Linked DNA regions of Homo sapiens: region 1 is linked to region 2. The links are chromatin loops, found by intact Hi-C in ENCODE. Cell type or tissue: B cell. All regions are shown on one strand.

The links. Hi-C counts contacts between places; a loop is a spot of excess contacts. Peaks named below come from ENCODE experiments on the same cell type or tissue, not always from the same donor. Only the 100,000 strongest peaks of a DNase experiment are listed, where the experiment ranks them.
Region 1: a loop joins it to region 2, with 4 times the contacts of the local background. A loop is called at or near these places in 5 of 110 quality-filtered maps.

What each region holds. Positions count from the first base shown.
Region 1 is chr6:148,864,663-148,869,662 of GRCh38, forward strand. The region is part of intron 1 of UST (uronyl 2-sulfotransferase); the gene reads left to right. Among named protein-coding and RNA genes, the nearest start is that of UST-AS1, 98 kb to the right of the region's middle. RefSeq lists silencers at 2,468-2,517, 4,271-4,565. In B cell, no CTCF peak of the experiment used is centred here; DNase peaks (open chromatin) are centred at 1,779 and 2,389; H3K4me3 peaks cover 1,014 bases; H3K27ac peaks cover 1,084 bases.
Region 2 is chr6:148,758,560-148,763,559 of GRCh38, forward strand. All of the region lies in intron 1 of UST (uronyl 2-sulfotransferase), which reads left to right. LOC107986659 (a long non-coding RNA gene) reads right to left here. Exons shown (of 2, transcript XR_001744408.2): 1 at 2,273-5,000; 2 at 1-1,420. Among named protein-coding and RNA genes, the nearest start is that of UST, 14 kb to the left of the region's middle. RefSeq lists enhancers at 2,159-2,909, 3,163-3,302. In B cell, no CTCF peak of the experiment used is centred here; DNase peaks (open chromatin) are centred at 112, 1,042, 1,392 and 2,612; H3K4me3 peaks cover 2,651 bases; H3K27ac peaks cover 5,000 bases.

The DNA.
Region 1 (5,000 bases), 110 kb after region 2:
GTTGACGCTCAATATTAACCCTCACCGGAATGTTATGTGTTGAGGCAATAATTAATAGTTATCCTTGGTTGTTTCAGAAAATGTCATGATTAATAGTTATAGTAAAGGGAGGAATTGTAACTTGACAAAATAGTTTGGTCTAGTGTCCAGTTTACAGGGCATTGAGATGGTTTTCTGGTTTCCCTTGTTTTGCCCTCAGTACACAATGCTCAGTATTCAGAAAGGCTGATGTCTATTTTCTCCACAAGTGCTAATAAAAATTTTTAAAATGTGGTGTGCATTATTTATATAGTTGTTTTATTCATAAAAGATTTAAAATCTAGGTAAGCTAACTCAAAATGCGACTTTGTACTCTGCGATTTTTAGGCCTAGAAGTGGTCATGACTGTGAACATTATGTTGGCTTGGAACCTTTAAAAGTTCATTTGGTCTGTACTGCAGGTGGCATTTGGATGAAAGCACAGGTGGTACATACAGTACTTCGATGACTCCATCTGTTTGGTGTGGCATGTTTAAGAATGACTTCTGTTAAAGGGATTTGACTCGAAATGCAAGCCCTCTTTCCTGGCGTGTTGGTCATTTTTGTGACATTAGTGGTGGAAAAGAAGCTCAAAATGGTCTCTGGAGTGGAGTAACAGCAGGGCTTACTTTTGAAATTGTCTTTCAAATGCCCTTTTGGGCATGGGGTCACCGTGTTTAAAGCTTTTGAAAGACTCCCCACAGAAATGAATCAAGTGTTGCATTTTCAGTGTGGTGTCCAATTTTGTGATCAGAGGTACTGTAGAGGAAAGTCGGGTGTTTTCTTAAATTCCTTTTTCTTTTTGGAAAAGTCATTTACTTATTACGTTTAATATAAAGAATGTTTTAAAAAGAGAGAGAGAGAGAGAGAAAACACCTGGTTGTTAGACAAGCTGGCTCCATGCCAAAGTGAAATGAAACATACAGCAATCAAATGTCATTAGCATCCAGGTCCGGCATTGACCCATTCTTTCCTTGCTGAAATTGTGTGTGTGTGTGTGTGTGTGTGTGTGTGTGTGTGTGTGTGTGTGTGTGAATTCAGAGAAGAGGCAAATTAATGTGGCTTAGAGTGTTGAAAAATGGACTTAAGAAAGAAAATGGGGATAGGAATGGCTAAAATTTGGATAGGTGGAAAGATGGGATAAAAACACTCCAGGTGAGGAAACAAACTTTTGTTAACTTGACTTTGAATATTTTGGGGACTATGCATGGAATGTATGTCTGAGGCTTTTAAATTGAGAAAGCATGCTTCGTTAGACAATTATCTCTTACATGTATGCACAGCCTTATGTGACATTATTTATATAACTTTAGAATATATGTGTGTGTATGTATATGTATATGTGTGTGTATGTATATATATATACAAATACATATACATATTGGGGAAAGAAAGAATTAATTAGACTTTAAATTCTTCCCTGCTTTTTTCCATGACAATATTGATTATTTTATAATCAATATTTAGTGATAACTAAATATATTTAGTGATAACTAAATAAATTTAGTGATAACTAAAAAATGAAATAACATAGTTTAGAAAACCTACGATGAGCTCCCAAACCTTATTTCTCTCGTTTATTTATTTGAAAGACATTTTTCAAAATCTGCCCCTTTATTAAATTGCTGATGTTATACAGACAGAAAAAACCAGTAGTCGGGGGTAGATCTGCAAAATAAGGACGTCAACTATGGGCTGTGGAAACCGGCTCTTCCAAATCTGTGCTGCCCCTACCATTGGCTAGTTGTCCCTTCCTGGGGAAATTTTTTGACCCCTTGAGGGTTGTTTCCTCGTCTACAAGATGCGAAAACAACATCCACCTGAAGATTGAATGAGAGCACTACCTAGTGAGTTGCCTAATGAACAACTCATGATAGACATAATAAATGCCAGTTGCATTCTATTTTCCTGTACCTCAGAAAAATATCAAGGCTTCCCTACCTAAACATTCATTTTCCACTGCTTCATATCTCTATTAGCTAGTATAACTTCATTCTCTCTTTCCAGCTTTCATCAGCACAATTTCATTATAATATTAATTTCTCATTTATAACCCCGTGTTATTGTTTTTATTCTCCTTACAAGTTGTTTTTGCTTCAATGCCTCTTTGTACTATCATGAAATATATTTCCTCCATTGCTGAGTGATCTCTTCAATTATTCTCTGTTACATGTACCTTCCTTTGATTTATCTTTTTACGACCTCCACAAGGCATTTTTTTTTTCTTTAGGTTTGTAATGGCTTTGCTTGATTCTGAAACGGTCATGGCCTCGAGGGCAACCAGAGTCTTGTTCTTACTGCCTGCTCTATGGCTTCTCTAGTAAAACCTCAGCTGTGAAAGCAAGTATCTTTCACTTCTCCTATGCTCAACTAACTTCAGTCTTTGTGTCCTGAGATCAGACAATCTCACATCCACGTAACCCCAGGTCCTACCACTGCACTGGGCATAAACCAACACATTTGCCTGCTAGTCACAGTAGAGAAAAATCTGTGAAACCTTTGTCATTTGGCAGGCACAAAGTCATTCTTGAGAGAAAAACCCAGTTTGCATTAATCAAACAGCTTTCCCTTCCCATTTCTACCTTTCTTTGAGGCATTGTTGAATACACACACACACACACACACACACACACACACACACACACACATATATATGTACGTATGTATGTATTTTTGAAAGCCATTTTATTTGTAAAATTCTGTGCTATAGCACCGACTCTTTATAAAGAGTCATACCCATGTTAAAATGTCTTCTTGATATCATTAATATCCTTCTTCTTGATATTTATTATTCATACTTTGATATGGTTTGGCTGTGTCCCCATCCAAATCTCATCTTGAGATTGGGTGGGATGGAGCTGGTGAGAGATAATTGAATCCTGGGGGCAGTTTCCCCCATACTGTTCTCGTGGTAGTGAATAAGTCTCGTGAGATCTGATGGTTTGATAAGGGGAAACCCCTTTCGCTTGGCTCTCATGCTCTCATCTGCCACCATGTAAGATGTGCCTTTCACCTTCCGCCCTGATTGTGAGGCCTCCCCAGCCACGTGGAACTGTGAGTCTATTAAACCTCTTTTTCTTTATAAATTATCCAGTCTCAGGTATGTCTTTATCAGCACCATGAGAACAGACTAATACACACTTGTTTGTAGGATTGAAATCTACATGATAAATAAGGTGATTTTTAAAAGATGAGCAGTTTGCTGTGCTTGTTGCTGTAAGGGATCTTCAGGGAGTCCCTGAATCTGAGAATTGGAAGTAAGGTTGGAAGATCATCCTGTGCCTCCCTCCATCCAACACAGTAATCTTCTTAATGTCTCAGTCAGAGGCTGTTCATCACTGATGAGCCTGCCACTGATGAGCAGTCCTGGCATCATCACTTCCTCTGCAAAGGACACTGTGATCTGAGGCCCCACTCCATGTCAGGCCACTCCTTAGACAAAAGCTCTGTCTTCTGATGAGCTTCTGCTCCCTTTTGCACCATGATAATGACTTTATTTTTAGTAAGGATAGACTCACTCAATTGATGTTTTCTGCTGTTGGGGAAAAATTGTTTTATTAAGAAGCATTTTCCAACAAGTAAGTTGATGTTAAGTAGGCTTGGATATATTTGGAATTCACGAATGTGTTTTCTCCATTAGTTCCCTGAAAACCAGAAAACTTGACGTTTGTTTTAATGCAAAGATGAACTCTGGTTTTGTCCAACAGAGCTAGTGCTGGCCTTTGCTTTCAAGCCCTGTAATCTGCATCAACCCTCAAATTCAGTGATTCAAAAGTGAGTGACTCACTTCGTCTTTGAAAAGACCGTGAATATTTCTAGATTTATGAGCAATTCAAAACAGCCAGGCTTTTAGAAGGGATTTCCCAACTCATTTTGTTGAAAGGTAGGACTAAGACTTCTCTAGAAAAGAAACCGATCTACTAAGTACTAAAGAGTATTTATGAGCCACGGTAGACTTTATTTTTCAGAATCATACTACAAGTGTAGGAATACCCAAACCCTGCCAGGGTTTTGAAAATTACATTAATTTATGCCCAGGTATAACCCCCCCATCATAAATCCTGAAAAATGTGCAGGAAGACTGTGACAGGCCATTCTAAGAGCGTAACAAGGGCTACATCTTTCAGCACCAGACTGATGTTTATGTATGTGACTACTTGGAAGATGTTTTACTTAATGTACCATGTTCTTAAATTGGCTCTATTTTAAATATAATCGTAAGAGTTACACTTTATGTTTGTATGCCAGGTAGTTTATAAATGATGATTTTAACCACTCCCCGTTTCACACCACCCCAGCCTTATGAGGTAAGTTTTATTCTTCCTGCTTTACCTCTAGGGAAACTAAAACTCAGAAACTGCAAGACCTTGCCAAGGTTACGTCCAATAAGTAGATCACTACCTTGGGCTGTTGGCTGCCATACTCACATTCTTCCCCTGCATTCTTTCCCTTGTGCCTTCAGCCTATCTTTGGAAAGGAATTTCTGATGTTAAGGCACCTATTTGTTTGGCTTTGGTGTAGTTTTGTTTTTTGGTGTTGTGTTTATCTGTGCATAGAGTAACATATGGAGGTCTGGGAATCCTTGTTTATCTTCCAAAATTATAGTTCTGTGAACCACAAAATTTCACGTAAATCCTATTAAAGCTGATGTGAAATAGAACTAGAGAGATGATAGGAAAAGGAGAGTGATGAATTTATTAAAGCTTACTCCCTTTTAATAGACACCATCAGGCTCATGTGTTAGGTTGCTAGTTAATTTTGTGAGGATTACCTTTCCAAATGACTTCAATAATTTCCACTGCTCTATTCAAAACCTTATTTTACATTTGAAGGCCTAATAAAGAAGAAACTATGATCCTTTCCTTGTGTTACTTGAAAGTTTATAGGAAAGCATAATCCCAGATGGGATGGTTCTATCTGTCCCACAACATCTGTATAAGACCGACGCTGGCATCAAACGCATTTCATCCACACACGCTTCC
Region 2 (5,000 bases):
CTTCCCCCATTCATGACGAAACTACCACGTCCAGTAGTACGCCCACTTTCTTTTCTCAGTTCCCACTTCCCTCTCATTGACAGTCAGAGCAAGAGCAGTGAACCGCAGAAGCAGATCTTGTGTCTTCACTTGCTTGTTTCCCAAGCTCAGCCTCTCTGTGTTGCCTTGCTCTGTTAGCCTCCAGTAGGTGTTGCGGCAAGTGAGAGCCATACCATCTGGCATGGCCAATCACCCAGTTCCTTGAGCAGTTGAAGGCAAATGCTGATTTTACATTATTTCGTAGAAAGTTGTATTTTGTTTGGGGACCTTAAAAACCCTGACCTTGTCATCCAGCACAGAGCTTCCTGCTTTAACACAAAGGCTGTTTGACATGAATGCCTTCCCATTGGATAAACAGAACCGTCAGGCAGAGCCATGCGGCTGGATGGAGGGGGCACTAGGCCTGGGTGTGCAGGGTGACCCGACAATAAGTCAGTTGTCGGTGTTAAGTCATGTGAGCCTCCAAGGCTTCAGTGTCTTCATCTCTACAATGAAGGAGTTTCATTAGATCCATGATTCTCAGCTGTTTCCGTTCCTTAGGACCCTCATCCATAGCAGTGTTTCCATAGGGTCTTGACTGTCCCTATGGGAATACATCTCAGTGGCCAGGAGAGGGAGAAAGGGCATGGCATTGGAAGTCCTTTTAAAAAAGTCCCTGAGCTCACGCCTGTAATCCCAGCACTTTGGGAGGCCGAGGTGGGTGGATCACGAGGTCAGGAGATCGAGACCATCCTGGCTAACATGGTGAAACCCCGTCTCTACTAAAAAATACAAAAAAATTAGCCGGGCGTGGTCGCGGGCGCCTGTAGTCCCAGCTACTAGGGAGGCTGAGGCAGGAGAATGTCATGAACCCAGGAGGCGGAGCTTGCAGTGAGCCGAGATCGCACCACTGCACTCCAGCCCGGGCGACAGAGCGAGACTCCATCCCAAAATAAATAAATAAATAAAAATAAAAAAATAAAAGAATGCGGCGTACGCGGTGGTTCACGCCTGTAATCCCAGCTCCCTGGGAGGCCGAGGCGGACGGATCACAAGGTGAGGAGATCGAGACCGTCCTGGCTAACACGGTGAAACCCCGTCTGTACTAAAAATACAAAAAATTAGCCGGGCATGGTGGTGGGCGCTTGTAGCCCCAGCTACTCGGGAGGCTGAGGCAGGAGAATGGTGTGAACCCGGGAGGTGGAGCTTGCAGTGAGACAAGATCGCACCACTGTACTCCAGCCTGGGCGACAGAGCGAGACTCTGTCTCAAAAAAAAAAAAAAAAAAAAAAAAGTCCCTGAGGTAATTTTTCTGTGCACTCCCAGGGGAGAGTGTTTCTTTTCTCTTGAGAATCACTGAAGTAGATCGTTCTAAGATCTCTGCTGTTCTTCAAATCATGTGCTGAAAGAGACAAGAGGTCATATAATTGTAGCAACTGAAACAAATATAAGGCTATTTTCTTTGGACCCAAACACTTATTTTAAAAATTGCAGAAGTCAAGTGACCAAGGCAAGTAGAATACACAAAAACATTTTAGGCCATCGTTGTCATTTTCTGAGTCTTAATCATAGTTAAATTTTTTCTAAAATTAAAATCAGCAGTGCGTTTCCTCCACCTCCGCCAGAACTTGCTCTAGAAATTAGGGGAAGCAGAATGTCCCCAGGAAGTCCTAAGAGAGAAGAAGCAGAGTAAGACATGGGTTTCCAGAGTTTAGAGTCTCACTATGTGATAGGTGAAAGCTGTGTTGTTGATGAGGATTTGCACAGCCTCCTCCCGGTTGCCTGCTACTGACCATCCCATTTCACTGTGGGCAGCTCCAGTGGGTAAGAGGGTTCTTCACAGTGTGGTGAGCTACTCCTTTCTAGCCTCCATCCATTTTTTGCTGTTCTTCTGGAAGCTATATAGGCTTGTCTATTGGACTTTATAGTCTTCAAATAATTGAAGATACTAAAATGACTATTATGTCTACCCTGCTCTGCTACACACATAAATCTTGTCCAGACAAATAGGTCTGTTTACCAGTACTTTCTCATCAGAAGTCATTTGAAGACACAGAAAGTAAAAACCACAAAGAAAAAAAAAACTATATTAAAGTGAAAGCTCAACAGTAACACCCCATAACCATAGCAAAACAAAACAAAACAAAACAAAACAAAACAAAAAAAAACCACAAACATCTCCCCAGGAAATAGAACTAATATGCAGGTCTTTAAAAGTTCAGTTTATCAATGAGAAAAAGATAAACCAACTCACGAGATAAATGGGCAGAGTACAGGAGCAGTCACAGAAGAGGAGACACGGCTGGCCAGTAAGCACAAAGAGAAATGAAATGGTTTTGATTCCCTTACACATCTTAGCCCCCTTCCTCTGTCTACATGGCCCGTAAAAGCCACAGAACTGAACAGTTTTCCAGTTCCCTCAGTGAGCCTGCTTTGTGCAGTGGTATGTTACTGTCAGAAGGGATCCTCTTCGAAGCTGTGGTATTTGAGAATGACTGCTCCTCCCACCGCTTTTCTGAGGGTGTTAGCAGGAGTGCAACAGAGCCTTACTTCAAGGCCCCCAGCGGGCTGGCTGGAACCCTGCTTCAGCTCCTCCAAGCACGTGCGGCCAAGTTCTGGGAGCCACGTCGATGTGGGTTGATGGGTCCCCTGAGACGCCCTCTCTGCTCAGAACACAGCCAGTAAGCCATGGGCAGATCACAACAAACAGCACCCTGCCTTCTGCTCCGCCTCCCTCCATCTACCACACTGCCAAGTTCCTAAGAAGCTTAGGGGAGAAGGAACTGCTGTGGTGCTTAGAATGCAGTGTCTTGCCTGAAAGTATTTTCTCAGTCTTTGAGAAAACAGTGGAACTGACTCATCTGGTCAGAGCTTTACAGAAATGTGATTGCAGATCTCTTGCAATTTCATTCTGCTTTAGTGTCAGAATTCATCCGACAACGTGCCAAAAAAAAAAAAAGTGTGTAAAATCACATACAGATTTAGATACTTCAAGAGGAAGTTATTTTTACCACAGTGGGGAAGAAACCAGAAAGTGCCGATTGGTGGAGAATGCCCGGCAGGGCTGAGGAAGGAGGGTGGGCACCTGAGCAACCTGGGCCTGGCCACACTCACCCCTGCAGCCTTGCCAGCCTGGCCCGGGGATTGTGGTGTGGTCACCTCTTAGCAGGTGGAGGGAGGAGTTCCTGTGTGGAAGATCTGCTTGAAGGAGGAAATGTTGATATAACCCCCGAGTGTGGAGCCAACTTCAGCAGTGCGGGGTTAACATGGGTTACTCTTGAAAATGTGTTGCGTGCTCTCCCAACAGTCCATAGAAGCAGCTCTCTAACAGCTGCATGGGACACAAAAGTAAAAATGGAGAAACGATTCCAGAAAACCACATAAATATAAAAACCAAATGGCGCAGTGTCTTTATTTTGTTTTGGCAGATAACAGGATTGAGGCCACCTTGTTTTCTTTGCTCATGCATTTCCCAACTCAAAAGGCTGTTCTTGTTTGCTTGTAGAGCAGAGATCCAAGGCCTGAGAGACCCTGAAATGTTTGTAGTTATATTCTTCATTCGTGCTGCGAGATAAAGAGTTTTCCCAGAAACTAAAGGGAGGGAACAGGAAATATTTGTTAAGATCCATAACCTCTGGCTTTTGTCTCCTCTTTTCACCTGGGCAAAGGATATCAGTGATAATATTTTGGGTCTCATAAGATGATGAATTGTTCAAATGTATTTGGAGAATACTTTATTCAAGCATCTTTGTCTTTCTTTCCTATTCCTTGTGGCTGAAGAGAGGCATGTGCTTTTTATGCAAGGGTCTTGAAATGTATGCAGTTACCATGGTGGCACTCTGTCTCTGACCCAAACTCTGTCATAGAGTGTATGTTTAGCCATGTTTTCAGGGGTGCTTCCTAGCGTGGTCAGGAGAAACTGCTAGAGCTGAATTTGGTTGCTGGGCAGGCTTCTATCTTTTTTTTTTTTTTTTAATAGATGCAGGGAGTATAAGTGCATGCTTTTTACATGGGTATATTGCATAATGGTGAGGTTTGGGTTCCTAGTGTACCCATTACCCAAATAGTGAACACTGTACACAAAAGGTAATTTTTCAATCATCAAGCCTTTTCTCCCTCCCTGCTTTTGAGAGTCCCCATTGTCTGTTATTTCCCTCTGTATGTCCATGTGTACCCATTGTTTAGCTCTCACTTCTAAGTGAGAATGTGTGGTATTTGAGTTTTTGTTTCTGAGTTACTTCACTTAGGACAATGGTCTTCAGCTCCATTCCTGTTGCTGCAAAAGACATCTGTATATAGACCACATTTTCTTTATCCAGTCATCTGTTGATGGACAGTTAGTTTCATTCCCTGACTTTGCTGTTGTGAATAGTGCTATGATAAACATACAAGGGCAGGTGTTTATTTGATAGAATGATTCTTTTCCTTCCCGTAGATACCCAGTAGTGGGATTGCTGGGTCGAATGGTAGTTCGATTTTTAGTTCTTTGAGAAATCTCCATACTGTTTTCCACAGAGGTTGTACTAATTTACATTCCCACTAACAGTGTGTACATGTTCCCATTTCTCCCCATCCTTGCCAACATCTGTTGTTTTTTGACTTTTTAATACTAGTCATTCTGACTGGTGTGAGATGGTATCTCATTGTGGTTTTAATTTGCATTTCTCTGATAATTAGTGATACTGAGCATTTTCTCCTTTGTATTTTTGTGGGCTGCTTGTATATCTTCTTTTGAAAAATGTCTGTTCATGTCCTTTGCCCACTTTTTAATAGGGTTATTTGCTTTTTTCTTGTTGAGTTATTTGAGTTCCTTGTATAGATTCTGGATATTAGTCCTTTGTGGGATGCATTTTTGCAAATATTTTCTCCCTTTCTGCAAGTTGTTTGTTTACTCTGTTGATTCTTTCTTTGCTGTACAGAAGCTCTTTAGTTTAATTAAGTCCCTTTTGTTTATTTTTGTTTTTGTTGCATTGCTTAGCCAT